Regions from separate parts of the Mus musculus genome. Here region 2 is linked to region 1. Evidence: chromatin loops called from intact Hi-C (ENCODE). Cell type or tissue: left cerebral cortex. All regions are shown on one strand. Links, peaks and the distances in the headings refer to the core of each region. The heading gives the core; the rest is flanking DNA.

What was found. Hi-C counts contacts between places; a loop is a spot of excess contacts. Peaks named below come from ENCODE experiments on the same cell type or tissue, not always from the same donor. Only the 100,000 strongest peaks of a DNase experiment are listed, where the experiment ranks them.
Region 2: it touches region 1 in a loop (4-fold over the local background); 7 of 42 quality-filtered maps call a loop at or near these places.

Annotation. Positions count from the first base shown.
Region 1 is chr2:120,535,487-120,545,763 of GRCm38, forward strand. Zfp106 (zinc finger protein 106) reads right to left here. Exons shown (of 22, transcript NM_011743.3): 4 at 3,809-4,006; 5 at 1-193. Among named protein-coding and RNA genes, the nearest start is that of Zfp106, 23 kb to the right of the region's middle. In left cerebral cortex, for the core only: a CTCF peak has its summit at 4,855 (motif pointing right); DNase peaks (open chromatin) are centred at 4,528 and 5,216; H3K27ac peaks cover 988 bases.
Region 2 is chr2:120,587,689-120,597,965 of GRCm38, forward strand. Snap23 (synaptosomal-associated protein 23) reads left to right here. Exons shown (of 8, transcript NM_009222.3): 6 at 7,113-7,268; 7 at 8,955-9,099. Among named protein-coding and RNA genes, the nearest start is that of Lrrc57, 17 kb to the right of the region's middle. In left cerebral cortex, for the core only: a CTCF peak has its summit at 4,757; DNase peaks (open chromatin) are centred at 2,254, 3,051, 4,701 and 5,253; H3K27ac peaks cover 2,953 bases.

The DNA.
Region 1 (10,277 bases), core at 946-8,945:
AAAGCTGTTTTTTCTAGTACTATTAAAGCCATCCTTTTCCCATTTCCAGTCTCTCTGTGGGGGTCCACGATGGTGTCTTGGTGGCTGACTATAGCTCTCTCTGTCTTGGTAAGGGATTCGGTCTTCTCGTCTCCACTGGGGCTGCCTGTCATCTGAGTTTACTTCTTGGCTGTTACTGGGAGGTTCATCTTGTCTGAAAGAAAAAACAGTTTGTCATTATGGATTTAATGAAATTCTTACTTGTGCTTCTTTCTTCTAGTGTTTGTTTTTACATCTGGAATGTAGCAGACTATCTTTCCCTTCATCCTAGACACATTTAAACTATCCTCCCAATTTGGGGGGGGGGGGGGTAAAAGGGGTTACTGGTCTAGAATTTTGTTTCTATTATCTGAGCATTTTTACATTATCCAGCTCTTTTCAAAATAAGGGTGGTTATATTTTGTGGTTAGGATTATTATTTACTTTTTTTTTTTTTTGGTTTTTCGAGACAAGGTTTCTCTGTGTAGCCCTGGCTGTCCTGGAACTCACTTTGTAGACCAGGCTGTCCTCGAACTCAAAAACCCGCCTGCCTCTGCCTCCCAAGTGATGGGATTAAAGGCGTGCTCCACCACCGCCCAGGATTATTGTTAATGTAACTCCATGTTCAGTCAGTGGCCATATCTGATTTCTTCAGATGCAGGTTCTTACTGAAAAAAAATCTATTTTCTAACCCACTTCCATACAGTTTCTATTTAAAATAGGCTTAGAACTGTGCTGATGCAGTAAGTTAGGTCCCAAACTCAGTAAAACAGCACAAGCCAAATAAGGGATCTCACAAGAAGCTAAAGAGAGCTTCTGAGCTGCAGGCTCTTTACAGAGAAGCTACAGCTACTTAAGCTATCTATGTTACATAGGTGTCCACAAAAGGGAATAACTTACTTATCACAGCAATGTGTGAAACCATTTTTCTTTACAAATTACTTATGGTGTGTCTAACATTCCAGCAAGTAATAGGTGCTCAAAACACCAGGTAATAAAGTGGCCTAAAATCTGCTTCATTTCTGCTAAAGACTAGATTAATTAATTCATTAATGCTTTTTAAAAGATTATCTCATTCCATTTGTACAATCCAGAAAGATATTATTACTTTTTAAATGGGGAGGCTCAAGTTTAGAGAAGCTAAGTAATGTGAATGGAGTCATATAAATGCAAAGGGGTCAAGCAAAGGTCCGAACCTTGCAGACTTATACTACCCACTCAGGCCCCACACAGTAAAAATGTCACAGCAACAGTTTCTGCAATTGAATTTCTTTCTCTAAACTTGACTTAGAGCTGGAGAGATGGCTCAGCATTTAAAAGCATTGGCTCTTCCAAGTGACCTGGGGTTCAATTCCCAGCACATACTCATCACCATCTGGAACTCCTGTTCCAGGGGACCTGACACCTCTTCTGGCCTCCATGGACAGCAGGCATGAGTGTGGTGCATAGACACACATACACCTACACACATACAAAGCAACACCTTAGGCTGGCGTGGTGATAACACACCTCTTACAGCACTGAGAGGCAGAAGTAGGAGCATCTCAGAGTTTGAGGTCAGCCTGGTCTATGCTGTGAGCACCAGGCCAGCCAAGGTTTCATAGCAAGACACTGCTTCAACAAACAAAACACATTGACTACCATCTTAAAAACTGACCTTAATTAATTAGCCTTTAAAAGAAAACTGATTGTGTGTGCACATGTGCATGCCATAGTGTATGTGTGCAATCAAGAGAGCAGAGTACTGGGCTGGTGAGATGGCTCAGTGGGTAAGAGCACCCGACTGCTCTTCCGAAGGTCCAGAGTTCAAATCCCAGCAACCACATGGTGGCTCACAACCATCTGTAACAAGATCTGACTCCCTCTTCTGGAGTGTCTGAAGACAGCTACAGTGTATTTACATATAATAAATAAATAAATCTTTAAAAAAAAAAAAAAAAAAGAGAGCAGAGTACTTGGCTGCATTTCCTCTACCCACAGAACCATCTTGATGGCTCTTAAATGGCCTTATGCCTGTAGTATTCTGGACATAAATTAGCTCCTTTTTCACAATATAGAATTAAAAATTCGGGGCTGGTGAGATGGCTCAGTGGATAAGAGCACCCGACTGCTCTTCCGAAGGTCCGCAGTTCAAATCCCAGCAACCACATGGTGGCTCACAACCATCTGTAACAAGATCTGACGCCCTCTTCTGGAGTGTCTGAAGACAGCTACAGTGTACTTACATATAATAAATAAATAAATCTTTAAAAAAAAAAAAAAAAAAAGAATTAAAAATTCATCTCTCTGGCATGGTAACACTTGCCTGTAAGCTCAGTACTTGCAACAGGGCTAAGAAGAATGTGAGTTGACTATCTAAAGAGACCCTGCAGCAGTCAGTCAATCAATCAATAAAAGTAAGTGGGTGATTTCATATAATTATGTCATTACAGGGGCATATAAGACTCAAAGAATAAGCATATCAGTGTCTAATCATAGCCTTTGATAATGGTTGATCATTTACATAGCTTAGCTATAATAGTTTTGTTGTGTATGAAAGAAACAAAAATTAGTGTCCTACCCATTTAACTTCCTAAAACAGAAGCGCAGGCTCCACCAGCTGCACTGAGGTCATGAGAATAGTATCTGAAGGACCGCACAGCCCAAGGGGTCAACAATCATGGTGCTATGGGCATCTTAAGACTAAGAAAGTCTTTTTCAAGGACTTACTTTTAAAATGTTAATATCTAGGGTAAAACTACATATTTCCTACCTATATTTAAATCTCTAACAAAAAGCAGGTCAGAGTATGTATAAATAATATTCAAGAAGAATCATTAAAATTTAGAGTTGGAAGTTTCCTCATCACATAGAAGGACTTTAACACTTGTGGACTTCATTAATTGTTCTCTCCTATTCTCTGTCACATTAATAAATAAGTCGTAGCACACACCTATAATCCCACCACCTAGGGAGACAGACACAGAAATTCAGAATCATCTTTCGCTATGAGCAAACTGAAAACTTGCTATGGCTACATGACTGCCTGGCTCAATTAAAAACAAACAAACAAAAAACTTCAGGCTATAAAATCAGGTAAGTAAAACCATAAATGCCTAACACATAAATACATAAACACAGATATACAAAATTAGGAAAAACAATTAGGGAACATATATTGTTCAAATAGTCTTGCTATTGTCAAACTTAAAATATTAATGTTTTAATATAATGTAATATTAATATTACATCTAGAGTGAACCAGGCACTGTATAGTTGTTAGGATGCCAAAGGTAAAATTCAGATTTAAGAAAAGCACCATGCTAATTTATAAGAGGTCATCCTTTCCCCTAAGAGATATTATTTGGGCAACAAAAAATATAATAATACAAATGATAAAAGATGAAATGTCTATTCATTTTACTTATACTCTACGGCTTTCTCATAGAAAAATTGGATAATAAGAACAGTTCAAGACACAGTAACCAAGACCATAGTTTTCAGGACTAAAAACAAGACTGAGTTTAAAGACAGATAATATAACAGTTCAAAAAAGCACTTCATAGTCCTTAGTCCTCAGATAGCAAACTCAAACAAAACTTAATATTTAAAATAAGATTAAGCTTTAAGGGTCTTAAAGTCAGGCTTACTTATCTTTCAATGTCAAATCACAAGGCTGAGTGTAGCTTAGGCTTACTTAGTAGAGTGTACTCTTTGCTGCACAAAGCTCTAGAGGCTCATCCTCAGGACAGAGAAGTTGTCTACATCTAATTCTATCTCAAAAAGCAAAACTAAAAACAAACCAACTTACCGACTTTGTTCTTTTCTTTCTTGTATTAACTGAACAAGTTCCTTATCAAAATACTCTTCCTCTTCCTCTTCCTTTCCATCATCTTCTCTTTCCTGGGCATCAACATTATCTTTGTGCAACTGGCCAGAAATGTGCTTTGCATATGCAGAGAGACCCACTTCTGTGACCCGGCACACTCGGCACTCATGACTAATGTCCCTAGGGAAAGAGGGAGATGAAGGACATTCAATGCTCCCCACTGGCATGGCACACTCACCAGATTGCTAGTTGCCTCTGAAAGACTCTGTATGCAGATGGCCACAGTGGAAGGTTAGAGGGAATCAAGTCGGTGCTCCTCTCACCACTGTTAGTATATTTGCTTATAAATTACTTTGGAATAAATTTAAGATTCTTTTCCAGCAATCAAGAGGTAAAACACTTCAAATTAATAGGCTTTAGGAGAAATCTTCTTGAATTGCTGTACTTAAAATCTTGCCGAAGGAAACATGGTGAAAGGGGAGGCAGGGCAGGGGGCTCAGAGCAAAGACAAGCTGCTCTGGGGCACACCCATGATGGCAGCTGCACTCAGAAAGCCTGGTGACAGCACATCCATTTAATCTCCAGCTCTAAAGTGCTCTTCCAGTGAAAGTTGGGGGTGGAGCAAAGAGGAGGGGGAACAGCCAATCTCAGCTTGGTAACTAAAAATTAAACAGCTGGCACTCTGCCTGGAATGTGAAGAGTCCGGACCCTGGCAAGAGACAGTAGTAGCAAATGTTCTTAGTCTGGATGATACATGTGACACACTGCTTCAGCAGGCTTATTTAAAGGGAATTGAAACCATGTCAAATGTAGGAAGTTAGCAGCTGTTAGGCAAATGTTTTCTCTCCAGTTTCAGAAAATGATGCAGTCCAGATACACACAAAATTGGCTTTTACCTAAACTGGTGATGACTGGCTTGCTTCTGTCTACTTTTTCTTCTACTTGACTCAATAGCAAAATCTCCTCTTTGGCCAGTCTTTTAAAGATTTCTTTTATATATATACACATACACTGCAGCTGTCTTCAGACACACCAGGAGAGGGCATTGGATCCCATTACAGATGGTTGTGAGCCACCATGTGGTTGCTGGGAATTGAACTCAGGACCTCTGGAAGAGCGGTCAGTGCTCTTAACTGCTGAGCTATCTATTTTTCCAACTGTGTTTGGCCAGTTTTAAGAATCAAAATCTTAAATCCTCTTTAATATGTAGCAGATCAATAATTTAACTGTTTCTAAGTTCTTTCAATCCCCTGATTACGTCATCTGTCTGTGCAACAATAATGAGAAGCGTGCAACTGTGGCTGTCCAATAATTCAAACTTAGTCTAAGTGCTTGTGCTATGGGTTTATAGTAGTGATATTTCTGTGATTCCCACACCAATGTGGGTATCTACATCTGTCTGCCTATATAAATCTCCAGACACATGCTATGAAACACACTCAGTCACCTCCCCCAACCCCCAGTTTTAACCAAACTCAATCAAAATAAGCAGAATTGACATGAATTAACAGAAGTCCTTGAAACTGAGCACTTCATTTACTAGAAGACACTTTCTGTTACAAATCACTTGAATGCCCATTTAAAGCAAAGCAAAACAAACACTTTACCAACAATTACTAAATGCCAAGCAAAACACTATGTTACTTAGTTACAAACTATAAAAACTCAAACAATGCCTGATACATCTTAAAATACAATCATGAGGGCTAGAAAGATGGCTCAGTAGTTAAGAACATTTTTCCTTGTCTCAGAGAATTTCTGAGGGCCATGGGATCTGACACCCATTTCTGACCTCTGTGGACACTGGTTCTCACATGGTATGCATTTACTACATAAATACACTAACATACAAAAAAATAAATCGCAGGGAACAAAATGCAATGCAGTTGGACAGGAAATGGTAGGTAGCATTGGGAGTGCAGGGCATAAGGCAATAGGTTTGATCTGCAGCATTGCACTAAGTAGAAGCAAACAGGAGGAACAACAATATGAACTAACCAGTACCCCCAGAGTTCCCTGGGACTAAACCACCAACCAAAGAAAACACATGGTGGGACTCATGGCTCTAGCTGCATATGTAGCAGAGGATGGCCTAGTCGGTCATCAATGGGAGGAGAGGCCCTTGGTCCTGTGAAGGTTCTAGGCCCTAGTATAGGGGAATGCCTGGGACAGGAAGCAGGAGTGGGTGGGTTGGGAAGCAAGGGGAGGGTGGAGGGGATAGGGGATTTTTCGGAGAGGAAATTAGGGAAGGGGATAACAATTGAAATGTAAATAAAGAAAATATCTAATAAAAAATATAATTAAAAAGTAGAAGAAGCAAGAGGAGACGGCAGTGGCTGCAGTCACTAACCCTAACCCTGCAGCACTTGGGAGGCAGAGGCAGAGACCAATGGATCTCTGTGAGTTCAAGGCCAGCCTGGTTCAAAAAGCAAGTTCCAGGGCTACACAAAGAAACCCTGTCTTGAAAAACAAAAATCAAAAAGTAACCCAACCCCCAATAAAGGAAACAGAAACAGCATTATTAAGGGACTGACAAGCAGACCTCTGTGGGTTCAAAGTCAGCCTAGTCCATCTATATACCAAGTTGTAGACCAGCCAGGGCCACAAAGGGAGACCCTGTCTCAAAAATGAAAGGGGGAGGGGGAGCTTGGAAGAGCAAAAGCAGTAGCAACTTTGGGCACACACCCACACCCAATACTGTTTCTTATTTTGAAAGAGTCTCTGAAAATGGAAAAATGTAGAAATCTTACACTTTTTTTTTTAAACTTTGTAGCACAAATGCTTTCATTTAAAAATTTTAAAATGAAGAACTCTGACCAGGTTCCCTAAAAATATCAATGGGTTACCCAAAAATCAATGTTCTAATTCCATACTATCCTATAATATTTTAATGCATTATTTTCTAACCACGTCTATATATTTAAAGATATGTTTAAAGATTAAAGGAATGTAGAAGCTGGGAAATGGTGGCGCACGCCTTTGATCCCAGCACTTGGGAGGCAGAGGCAGGCGGGTTTCTGAGTTCGAGGACAGCCTGGTCTACAGAGTGAGTTCCTGGACAGCCAGGGCTACACAGCGAAACCCTGTCTTGGAAAAAAAAAAAAAAAAAAAAAAGAAAGAAAGAAAGAAAGAGAGAGAGAGAGAGAGAGAGAGAGAGAGAGAGGAAGGAAGGAAGGAAGGAAGGAAGGAAGGAAGGAAGGAAGGAAGGAAGGAAGAGAAAGGAAAAGAAAAGAAAAAGAGAAAAGAAAAGGAAAGAAAAGAGAAAAGAAAAGAAAAGAAAAGAAAAGAAAAGAAAAGAAAAGAAAAGAAAAGAATGTGGAAGTAGAGGCAGGTGGATCTTTGTGAGTTTTAGGTCAGCCTGGTCTATTCAGTGAGTTCCAGGCCAGCCAGGACTACAGAAGTGAGACCCTGTCACAAACAAACAGCTTCTTAAGAATAAAGTTCTTTGAAACAACTAAATTGATGCTAGCTCATTTCTAATAAATTTCTTTAAATAAAGTTCTTTGAAACATCTAAATTGATGCTAGCTCATTCTCTTGTAATAGCAAGCAAATATCTCACAGCAACACAGAAAGTTTATAATATAAATAGGAATCTGCTCACAACGGGCAGCGCCAGAAGACTCTAGAGACTATACGACAAATACCGCACATACACTGCAGCTGAGATCCAAGCCAACTGTCTTTAGTTAGAAATCACATTGTTTTCATCTACGTTTCTACTTATTGTATAAGACACAGCATTGGATGTGGCCACACCAGTTCTATTGGGACTTTTGTACAATGTTTAATTTTTTCAATATAGATTATTATGACTTTATTTATGAAAGAAAAATATATGTTCAAGCCATCAATATACCTCTTTTGAATTTTTCATTAATAATTGGCTTACATACTTTGTATAAACATATAATTATGGATAAAATGTACTGCCTTTGTGTCATAACTAATAAAGGCAATAATTTTCCTCAGGGTGTTTGAAGGGCCCAAATTAGCTCCATCCTGTCACCACGCAATTTCCCCTCATGTACAAAAGGCAGTCTTAAGATACTCTATGCATAAGCCTTTCTTTATTAAGCCTGCTCTAACTAAAACTACAACAGCTGCTCGATAAATAAAGGCATGAGTCTTTGATAGCATCTATCTGAAGTAACTGCTCATATCACACATCTTCCCTATGCCCATATTAGAAACCACACAAAACTTACCAATATGGTCAAGTTTGCCTTTAAAACGGAATATAAAAACTTACGTAGCCAGGCATGGTGGTACACACCTTTAATCCTAAGACTCAGGAGGCAGAGGCAGGTGGATCTCTGTGAGTTAAAAGCCAGCCTGGTCTACAGAGTGAGTTCCAGAACAGTCAGGGCTACACAGAGAAATCATTTCTCAAAAAATGAAAAGGCAAAAAATCAATGAACTATTTTATATTTACAAGATCATAACTCAAAAGTAAACAATAAGCACAGTAATTAAGTATGAAATCCAGAAGAAATGATCACCTATTGAGGCTAAGGGGAACGGGATAAGGATTGAGTTGTCTCTAAGGCACAAACTAGTTATGACTATCCTTAAATTAAGGCTACACGTCAATGAAGTATGTTTGAGACTTTATGGGGTTCTTCAAAAATTGTCTCATTTTTAATGCAACTTATTTGTTATGAGCTAGCAAATTATATAAAACTTGTTATGGCTGGACATAACATGAAGGAACCTTTATCGATATGAGGATCTCTAAATAAAATGAGTTAGGGTGGTCAAGATGTTATTTACAAGAGAAAAGGAACCTATAGAGCAACATAGAGTCAGCATGAGGCTCAGTTATTCAAGATGGAACAAAGCGTTTACATAGATCTAAAGATGTGAATGAATATTAAGTTTGAGTAGGCCAGATAACAGGACAGAAAGGGATTTTATTAAAGAGGAAAAAGGTGAACAGACTTTTTTTCCCTCTTTGAGACAGGGTTTCTCTATGTAGCCAAGTCTGTCCTGGAACTCCCTATGTAGACCAGACAGGTCTTAAACTCAGAGATCCTCCTGCCTCTGCTTCCTGAGTGCTGGGAATAAAGGTGTGTGTCTCCATACCTGGCCCAACAAGATACTGCAATTCTAAATTCTAGACATCTATACATCAAACATAAAGACACCTATGTTCATAAAAGAATTGACTCTCATACAATGATACTGAGTGACGTCAATACCCAACTCTTGCCAACAGACAGGTCGTCTGGACAAAAACCACAGAAATGCTGGAGAATACCCAACTCTTGCCAACAGACAGGTCGTCTGGACAAAAACCACAGAAATGCTGGAGGTAAATGATACAATAAAACAAATGACCTAAGATATGTATAGAGCATTCTATCCCAACACCAAAGAATACATCCCTTTTTCAGCACCTCATGGAAGTGCTGAAACTGACCACATAGTATAGATCCCTTTATATTTGTATATATTTTAGGAAGCTTCTACTCTATCAGGCTTTTCTATATGACCGCTCAAATCGATCAAACAGGACCTCAGTTTTAGCTGTCCCTCCCTTACTTCCTCTCCTCATCCTCTTCCCTATTACCACCCCCTCCTGCCCACCACAGCTATCTCTTCTATTTCCTCTTCTTAGGGAGAGTCATCCCTCACACCTAGTCCCTTCCTCTATGCCTAACCTCTGTGGTTATATGGATTGCAGCTTGCTCATCAAAGATTGAAAAGCTAAAAACAGATATATAAGCACATTGGTCTTTTGAAGTGAAGACTTCTTTTTGTTGCCATGAAACACAACCATTACACATTACAGGAACCAGGCAAGAAAGAAGTCCATTTATATGCTGAGATGTTAAAGTCTAATAATAGCACATACATTTACAGACAATAAACTTACAATAGAGTTAACACATTAGTATCATCAAACAACAGGATAGTAGCTTCACAGAAACTTTGAACTATTATTCATACAATAAAATATAATTCATATTTCTTAATTTACCAATGTTACCTTTAATCTACATTTCAATCTTTATACTAGTAAAGAAGACACACAGAAAAAAGGACATGGAACACACACAAATACCACATTCTGTCTAAGCCTCTTTTAAACATCTTAAAACTTTAAACCATTAGCAGAACATTTTCAAATACACCTAAGATCTCTTTATTTGGTTCTGCAGACACAAATAAGCTTCAGTATTCCTAGGCTATTTCAGCAAGAAATTAATTTTCCTAAAGTAAAATTATGGAAAGTCCCAGCTGCAAGACCAACACTGCAGGAATAAGTCCGTTTACGAGCTGATTCACACCAGTTCAACTTGCCTGAGTTGTGTTGAATTCTATCCATGTGTAGATTTCAGATGCACAAACCTACCACAGCTTATCTTTTTTAAATGCCCCAAATCTACTGCTATTAATTATGAACAATGACTCAATGCCATCATACGACAATCATCATGACGGATTAT
Region 2 (10,277 bases), core at 1,266-9,265, 53 kb after region 1:
CCGAGATTTGAACTCAGGACCTTCGGAAGAGCAGTCAGTGTTCTTAACCGCTGAGCCAACCCTCCAGCCCTTTTTTTTTTTCAAAGATTTATTATGTTTATATGAATTACACTGTAGCTGTCTTCAGATGGGCCAGAAGAGGGCATAGGATCCCATTACAGATTGTTGTGAGCCACCATGTGGTTTCTGGGATTTGAACTCAGGACCTCTGGAAGAGTAGTCAGTGCTCTTAGCCACTGAGCCATCTCTCCAGCCCCAGGGCCACACTTTCTTCTTCTTCTTTTTTTTTTTTTTTCATTTTTTTTTAAACTTATTTATTTATTATTATATGTAAGTACACTGTAGCTGTCTTCAGACACACCAGAAGAGGGAGTCAGATGTCATTACGGATGGTTGTGAGCCACCATGTGGTTGCTGGGATTTGAACTCCGGACCTTTGGAAGAGCAGTCGGAGCTCTTAACCGCTGAGCCATCTCTCCAGCCCAGGGCCACACTTTCTAATAGTGCCATTCTCTGGGCTGAGCATATACACACCATCACACATACCTTGTCTTACACTGTTTAAGCTTCCCTACCTAGGGCATGGTACTGCCACCAGACATGGTCACAGACAAACCAGATCTAGTAGTATACTGTCTGAGATTGTGCTCGAGACAAAGGACTTCATCCATTTCCTTTTGTTTTTTGTTTCCTTGAGACAGGATCTCACTATATAGTCCTGGCTGGCCTGGAACTTTCTATGTAGACTAGACTGGCCTTGAACTCAGAAATCTGCCTGTTTCTGCCTCCCAAGTGCTGGGATTAAAGATGTATATTAAAGTGTATCACAATGCCCAGTCACTCACTTTATTCCATTGTGGAAATTTCTATTCTCCTCTTACTCTTGGATGAAGTAAACTCCATGATTTTTTTTTTACTAATAATAGGTATTCAGATAAGGTATATAGTTTGGACAGAGGCAGTTAACCATTAATCTTAAGTTAGGAGCTCCTCTTTGAACTTTATTCTTAGCCTAGATGAGTCTCTTGAGATTAAGTTGCAGAGTTTCATCAGCAGTTCGTCCAGCTAGTTGTCCCAGGTGCATAAATCCTAGTGAGTTAAGATTTTTGCACTTACATATTTTTTTAGGGGAGTATATTTTTTGTTATTTGCTTTGCCTTATTTCTAATGTGAGTCCCAGGGATTTGTACAGCAAACATCCTTTAACTGCTGAGCCATCTCCCCAGCTCTAAGATAAGTGTTTTTGTGTCATTATATAATAATTTTAATTAAAAAATTATGTGTATGGGTGTTTTGCCTACTTGGTGTCTGTACACCATATGCATGTCTGGTATCCACAGAGGCCAGAAAAAGGCATCAGATCCCCTGGAATTGGAGTTAGAGAAGATAGTGAGCTGCCACATCCATGTTGGAAGTTGCCGGGATCCTCCTGAAGAGCAGCCAGTGCTCTTGACCAGTGGGCTGTCTCTCCAGCCCCTTCTGTGCTGTTTTCATTAAATAAAAGGATTATGTTGCCTTTTGGTCAACTTTTGGTTTTGATTTGTCATAAGAAGTTAAAGATTTGACTGTTCTCAGATTTAATACAAGCCCATTGACCTGTTTTTACTTTGGTTGATTTTCTAAAAGTTTATAGTTCAACAGCTGTGACTGGAGCTGGGGATATAGCTCATTTGGTACGGTGTTTGCTCTGAGTTCGAATCCCAGTTTGGCATAAAGTTGGGAGTAGTAGTTTAAGCCTATAATCCTAGCTCTCAGGGTCCTACTCTACCTCAGCTACATACTGAGTTCAAACCCTCTCTCCAAAACAATAGCAACAAAAACTACAATGTGTTAACTAGGTTTAGCAGATTGAATTAAGCAGACATATTTCAAGTGCCTACATAATTTGATTCAAAGTCTTAGATATGTTTTACAAACTTCTGTTCCTGTCTCTTGTTTCATGTACCATCTTGGAAAATTGAGGAAGAGAGAATAGGTAAATTCCCTTGAACAAAAACTCCTCTTCAGTCTAGAAGATTGTTTCTAAGTTGTATGTTAATAAACAGAAGAGCAATGAATTCTAAAGGGTCAATGATAAGAGAACACGGAGGGTAGAGCAATGGGTGTATTAAAGTTTTTCTTTGTGTGTCCTGCTATATGTGGGCAAGCTTTTCTTGAACATGAGGAGAGAAAGTAGAACATGGCCCTGCCATAGGCTTTCCCCTGCAGCATTGGCAGAACTCTTTCTCAGTGGGTGGAGAGAAAGCATTCCTTAACAGATGGAGTCTGGGACTGCTGTGACAGAACAGCTGTTCCGTGAAAAGGGAGCAGAACCCACTTGAAAGATTCTAGAGGAGCTTTTCTTCTTCCAGCATCTTTATACTACTGAGACCTGGGCTGCTGTTAAGTCGCTTGTCCCCATTGTCTCGTTTTCCTCCATTGTCTAGATCTTTCTGATCTTACCTGATTGAAACCTTACCTGTTTCCGTCAGGGGCAGCACCTAGCCAGCTGTGGCATGCGCTCCTCAGACACATATACAGCTTCCTAGTCCTCCGAGTTCTGTGGGTGTCAAAATCTAGCAGTACTACAAGACGACGTGCATTCTTCCTTTCCTTCCTTCCCCATTCTCTCCCCTTTCCTTCCCCACCCCCCTATGATCCACAATTGTGTTCATTGAACCATTTAGAAATCGATAATACTCGGGAAGACGAGTTACATTTTGTTCACTTTGTTTCATAAAATGGTGGGATTGTTTGTGCTTTAAGTTGTAGTTTTTACATTAGTATACTCTTGTGATCATACTCAGGGCCTGGCACAGGACAAGCAAGCACTCGAACACCAAGGAGGGCTGAGGGACTTCAGTGCTGCCAGCCAGTACTTCCTGCCCAGCATAAGCTTTAACCTTTTAGTGAGGAGTATTAGCCCTTGGACATGCTCAGGAAAAATAAAGTATGCCATTATTTAAATTGTTTTCTGGTTTTTCTTTTTATCTAGATTCTCAGTTGGTGACTGTTTCTTTGAAACCAGGCAGGCATTTGAATGCATCGTGTGTTTAAAGCTCTAAATCTGCCCCTGCTCTGTTTGACTAACATGCACTGTCTGCTTCTTATTCTCTCACTTAATCTCTTCCTTTCTCGCTTACTAAAAATGAAGATCTAACATCCAAGCCGGGCTCAGTAGCTGATCAAAGGGATCTTTGAGATGCAGTGTTGAGGTGCAGGCTGAGCTGCTAACCTGCTGCCCAAGGTGATGTTTCAAATGGCTTTCCTGTGCATGTGCATGGATTCTGTGCGTGATGGAAGCAGTCCTAAAGCTCTGTTGTGTGTAATGTCAAGTGAATTTGTTCGTGATGGGTGCTAGCAAACAAAATATGGACTGAATAAAAGGATCTTCATTTGTTATAACTCCCTTAGTAATGCTCCAAAAGCTATGGTTTTATTTACTAAGTTAATATTAGCAAAATAAAAGCACCCCTGAGATTCAAGAAGCTTTAAATTGTTGATCTTAGCAGTCAGCACCTACAGTTGACTGCATCTCTCTGTTCCTCTCTTTAGATGTCCTCGTACCCTCTGGTTCCTGTAGAGTGCCTCTATTAAAATAGAGCTTCTCTGCATTTTACTTTCCCTTGATTTAGGCCTCTATCAAGTCAAGGAGTTGTCAGTCTAGTCATCATAAATCCTATCTAGAATAAAGAGGGATATCAGTTTTAAATGTGCCAGGCTTGGTGTTCCACACCTTCAATCCCAGCACTGGGGAGGCAGAGGCAGGTGGATCTCTGAGTTCAAGGTCAGCATGGCCTTTCAAGTTCCAGGACATTTAGAGCTATTTAAAAGCAATATAAAAGAACTAACTAGCTAAATAAATAAATAAATAAATAAATAAATAAATAAATAAATAATTTAAAAGCAATATAAAATAAATAAATAAATAAGAAAGAAAATAGAAAGAAAATTTAATATAGCATTTTTTAAAAGGTAAAATCTCATTAGACACTTTGGTTTTATTTTCATCTTTGAGACAGGATCAGTTTGCTAGCCCAGACTGGCCTTGCTCAGTCTCAAGAGTCCTGGGTTTGCAGACATGCCACTATGCCTGGATTTTACTAATTGCTTTTGAATTTGTCATTCTCACCCACCTGCTCTACAACCTAGCATCCTAATAGAAGCCCTATATATATTACCTCAATTAGCATCTCTGGCTGCTGTGCTGACAGTGGTTGGGTGCGAGGACTCGTGAGGCCCTGGGGTTATTCCCCACTACCACCAATGGACAAAAGCCCAGAAGCCACTCAGTCTTTAAGAAATATGAGAAATATTGGTTATTTTGCATATAATAAAATCTCTGCTTTAGATTTTTGCCTGGAACCTATATGTTAACAAAGTATACATGATGTATTAGCTCATTAATTTAACAGGTAATTATATGAAGATATTAATTTAAAAATTAGATATCTCACCTTGTTCCAGGAAAGATTTGACATGGCTGATTAATTGACTGAATGACAGAAATAGTAGTATACATATAAAAATAATTATGAGAACTTCGAATGGGACCAGGAGAGGTGCTTTAAGAATGAGCTTTTTGGTATTTATAAATTTCTCTTTTAAGAGCTTTTAAGGGCCTACAAGACAGTTCAGTAGGTAAAAGTACTTGCTACCCAATTCCCATCCCTGGAAGCAAGTGAAAGTTCAGTGTACTGGTGTATATCTGCAGTCTCAGCACAGATGGGGTGGGTGGAGAACTGCGCTGCAGTTTGTCAACCAGCAGGAGCAGCAGAAACAAAATTCTGCTTCAACAACCTTGGAACCATTTGTCCTCTGGCCTCTACCTGCATGCTGTGGTGCATGTGTACCTCAGTCAGTCCAGTCAATTTGTTGTTTGTTGTTTGTTTGTTTGTTTGTTTTTTAAAGATTTGCTTTATTTATTATATGTAAGTACACTGTAGCTGTCTAAAGACACCAGAAGAGGGAATTAGGTCTTGCTATAGATGGTTGTGAGCCACCATGTGGTTGCTGGAATTTGAACTCAGGACTTCCAGAAGAGCAGTCAGTGCTCTTAACTGCTGAGCCATCTCTCCAGCCCTGGAGTACCCTTTGTAAATAAATTAGTACACACACACACACCTTCACACTTGTGAAGTCAGAAAACAACTTGAGGAATTGTTCTTTTCATCCTTCCTCAGTGTAGATTCTGGGAACTAAACTGTGCTGTTAAGCTTGGCAGCAAGTACCTCTACTTACTGAGCTGCCCTAACAGACCTTCCTTTTTAGTTTTTAAGTTCTTACAACATAAGCCAAGCTGGCCTCAAACAAATGATTTGCTGTCTCAGCTGCTTGAGTGCTGGAATCATAGGCATATGCCACCTGCTAAGAGTGCCTTTCTTACAAGTAACAAAAAAAGTCCAGTTCTAATTTGCCCAGAATTTAATCTTTGTATGCTTATGAAAGAAAAAAAAAAACTTCTTTTTCATAGAATTTTTTTTCTGGTTTTTTTTTTTTTGCAATTATTGCAATTAAGAGACTGACTCAGATCTGGGATAAGTAAGACCTATATTATAGCAACATTGAGCTTAATCTTTGTTAGTACAAAAATAAAGCTGAAATGAAGTAAAATCTTGCTTGAAACAAAAAGTAATCAGTAAAGACAGTTTTGAAATAACCATTTAAAAGTCGAATGACAAAGTGAGGTGGTATAAACCTGTAATCCCAGCACTTAGGAAGTAGAAGCAAGCCATGTCAGAAGTTGCCCAGCCTAGGCTATATGATTAGGTCTTGTCTCTAAATGAGAAAAGAAAAGCACTTTCCTTGGCTTTTTTTTTCCTTTCCATTTTATAGTTTGTTTGTTTGTTTGTTTGTTTGTTTGTTTGTTTGTTTTTAAGATGGAGTTTCTCTATGCAACAGCCCTGTCTGCCCTGGAACTTGCTTTCTAGACCAGGTTGTCTTTGAACTCACAGAGATCTGACTGCCTCTGCTTCCTGAGCGCTGAGATTAAAGGTGTTTGTTACTATGCCTGGATCTGGGCTTCTTTTTCTTGCCTGTTGTATCAGTTGAGAACTATATTCTATGTTAAAATTCTGACTCTATTAGCTACACCTAAACCTTTTAGGTAAGTTTTATTTTGTTGTAAGACCTCACTGTATAGACCATGCTGGCATCTTTAATCTTTGTATGCTTATGAAAGCATCAGACTCAGAGAGGTCCAGTGGTCCAGCACACCCATGTCTACCTACCATGCCAGACTTTCCCTGGGTTCCAAGATTGAAATCAGCTTTGGGGCTTTTGCAGCAAGCTCATCTTTAGTTTTAAAAGACCTAGACTTGGGATTTGTCAGGGGATGGGGGTGGGTGGGGTGTTTGAGACACGGTTTCTCTGTCTAGCCCTGGCTATTCATCCTGCAGACCAGCTGGCCTCAAACTTGGAAATCCACCTGCCTCTGTCTCCTGAGTGCCAGGATTATATCAGTTTGTTGTCTAATTTAGAAATAATCCATGTTTTTCTTTCATGATATTTTGTTGTTTCTTAAAAGAAATTTAAAAAATAAATGTAATGCAAACTTTAAAACAGGGGTCTGAGGTGTTTTTGTTTAGTTGGTAGAATGCTTACCTAGCATTTGAAAAGCTCTGGGTTAGATCCCCAGAACCACATAAACCAGGAGTTCACGCTTACAATCTTTGTTGTTGTTGTTGTTTTCTTTTCTTGTAGAAGTTATAAGCTGAAAGACTTGACATATCTAGTTTCAGTTTACCACTTGCTAATGACTCAGCAAAGATTTGATAATAGTATTTGGACCTTTTAAAAATGCTTAAATAGTAGTTGTTCGTGCCTGTAATCCCAATACTCAGGAGGCAGAGGCAGGCTTCTATGAGTTCCAGGACAGCCTGGTCTACAAAAGCAAGTTCCAGGACAGCCAGAGCTACATAGTGAGATCTTGTCTCCTAAACAGACAAACAAATGATCCAGTGTTGGCAGAGGTTTGTCTGATTCACCCCTTCCCTCTTTTGACATTGGCCACAGTGCAGATAAAGTAGTTTTAGCAAGAAATGGTACAGTCATATGCAAGGTAATAAGTACTAAATAATTTTAACCCCTCCTTCCTGCTTTTCAATTTGTCTGTATCCCTGACATTAATATAGGACAAAGAACTTTGAGTCTGGAAAGAACTATAAGGCAACATGGGGAGATGGTGGCGACAACTCACCTAGCAATGTAGTATCTAAGCAACCGAGCCGGATTACAAATGGTCAGCCTCAGCAAACTACAGGAGCAGCCAGTGGTGGATACATTAAACGGTAAGTCAGCTCATCCTCATAGTTCTACATTTCCTAATTCATGGCTCATTTTAGAAATTGGGTGTAGCCAGCCATGATCCCTAACTCAACAAGTAACCTGTCAATCTCCCTCCCTTCCTTCTTCTTTCCTTTGAAAGAGATGGTTTATTTTGGCTTTCCATTCCAAAAGGTTCAGTTTATGGTTTCCTGGAAAGAAAATCCTGGCAGCAGGCTTATGGTGACAGCTATTTTCCACTTGTGGCAGGCAGTAGGCAGTGAGAAGGAAGGACAGGAAAGGCAGACCAAGGCATGCCCTCCATAGGGCTGCTGTCAAGCCCACACCCTGCCTCCTGGAACTGCCTTCTGGCCATAGTTCTCTAATTGACTTTAAAGTAGTAGTCCTGAGATTTGAGTGTGCATAGATCCATTTGAAAGTTTATTAAACCCAGATTCGGGGGTAGTCAGATGTCTCAACAGCTAAAGAAGCTTGCTGCCAAGCCTGCTGTCCTGAGTTAAATGCCCAGTTCTCATATGGTAAAAGGAGAGAACTGACTCATATAAATAATCTTCTGATCTCCAACACATGTGTTGTGACATGTGCAGGCAGTGGTGGTGCACACCTTTAATCCCAGTGCTTAGGAGGCAGAGGCAGGCACATCTCTGAGTTTGAGGCCAGCCTGGTCTACAGAGTGAGTTCCAGGACAGCCAGGGCTACACAGAGAAACCCTGTCTTGGAAGAAAACAAAACATAAAGATTCAGCTTGGCTTGAAGGCTGAAGATGGAGGATGCTTTAACCCAGAAGCTATAGGTCAGTCAAGGGGAGCCTCCATCTGGAGTGAAGGAAAATAACAACAAAACAAGCTGTTTTCCAGGTAATCCTAGCACTTCAGAAGGATGACGTGGGAGGACTGGCAAATTCAAAGGCAGTCTGAGAATTCTAGGCCATCCAGGACTATATACTTCCCTGATTGGGAAGATTTGGAGTGGAGTGTTAGAATTAATGTATTACCATAAACAAGTACCTCAACGGTGCTGGAAAATACTGTGTCTTAGGGTTGTATGTTAGTTGTCTTCTCTGTGGTACTCATAGTCTCCTTGATTGGCCTTTGCTGCTGTTGTTTTGAGACAAAGTCTATATAACCCAAGCTGTTCTCCAAGTTATGTTTCTCTTCCTGCCTGAGCCTTCTGAGTGCTATGATTACAGGTAAGTGCCACCATGCTTGGCTTTTAAGAATTTATTTTATTATTATATGTGTGTATATGTGAGCAGGAGTCCACATGAATTCTATAATATGTATGAGGAGGTCAGACGGCAGTATTGTAGAGGAGGTTCTCTCATACTTTGACATGGGTTCCATGAAATGAAATCATGTCATCCTTCGGGTGTGTGTAGCAAGCATTTTGACCTGTCGAGCCATCTTGCTAGTCTACCCACTACCTACTTGATTGCCTAGCTTTTCTTTGCTTTGCTCTTTTCTTTCCTTCTCTTTTCTTTTTTCTCTTCTCTTCTCTTGCTTTCTTTTCTTTTTTCTTTCCTTTTCTCTTTTGTTTTGTACCTTTCTTTCAGTATAGACTTTTTCTAGTACTCTACATTTCATTTACATGTTAAGCATCATTTTGATTGCTTACTTTTATAATAATTCTAGATTTAGTCCATTTGTAATTTAACAAAAAATTCTGATTTAACTTTCTCTTTTTTCTGATAGTATAACTAATGATGCCAGAGAAGATGAGATGGAAGAGAACCTGACTCAAGTGGGCAGCATCCTAGGCAACCTAAAGAACATGGCTCTGGATATGGGCAATGAAATTGATGCTCAAAACCAGCAAATACAGAAGATCACAGAAAAGGTAAAAAAAAAAAAAACCCACAGGAAAATGAAAGTCAACCCAGTGATCTTGAGTAATGTCTCCGAGAGATGCTTGTGAGAGAGAAAATGCAGTCTACTCAGAACAGTGCTGATGAGGTGGCAGTGCCAACATTTTAAAAGTGATCTTGCTATTTTGTTCATAGCAGTGGTTTATTGTAAAGGCACAGCTTGGAATGAAGTTTAGCTTAAAACTTTGTATGTACATGAAGCTAAGAATTTATTATGTAGAGCTTGAAAGGTGGCTCAAGGAGTAAAGATGCTTGCCACCAGGCCTGAGACCTGATTTTCATCCCTGGGATCCACATCTTAGGAAATAACCAATTCTTATAAATTGTCCTTTGACCTCTACACATATGTACATGCACACAATAAATAAATGTAATTTTTAAAGAAACTTAAGAATGTACTGAGTAGCCGGGCGTGGTGGCGCACGCCTTTAATCCCAGCACTCAGGAGGCAGAGGCAGGCAGATTTCTGAGTTCGAGGCCAGCCTGGTTTACAAAGTGAGATCCAGGACAGCCAGGGCTACACGGAGAAACCCTGTCTCGAAAAACAAAAAAAAAACAAAAAAATGTACTGAGTAACCTGAGTGTTATGGCACACACTAATAATCCCAGCAATGGGGAGGTAGAGGCAGATGGATCTCTCTAAGTTCAAGGCCAGCCTGCTCTACATAGAGAATCCCAGGACTTCCAGGGCTTCATAAAACCTCCCTATCTCAAAACCAACCAACCAACAAATCATGTACCGAGTAGATTCCTCCTAACGCTGTGTGTTGGCTTTTACTTTTGTTTTATTCACAGATAGCCTAGTAGTAAGATCCTATAGCTTCATTTCAGGAGTCAGCAGCAAAAATGAGTTCTGTAGACTTGTTCTTGTATGGTATAGATTACAAATAGGGTCATTTGTGGCTGGAAGGATGGTTCAGTGATTAAGAGCACTTACTGCTTTTACAGAGGATCTGGTTTATTCCCAGCAATCATGCCAGGTGGCTCACAACTGCCTATAACTCTAGCTTTAAGGAGTCTGAAACCCTCTGACCTCTTTTGGCACCTGGACTAGAGCCATTTGGTTCCTAAGTTGTTTATAATGTTGAACCCTGGGTTTAGGTATAGATTACACATCATTTTAATTTATATGCTTCTGTGGGTGGCAGTA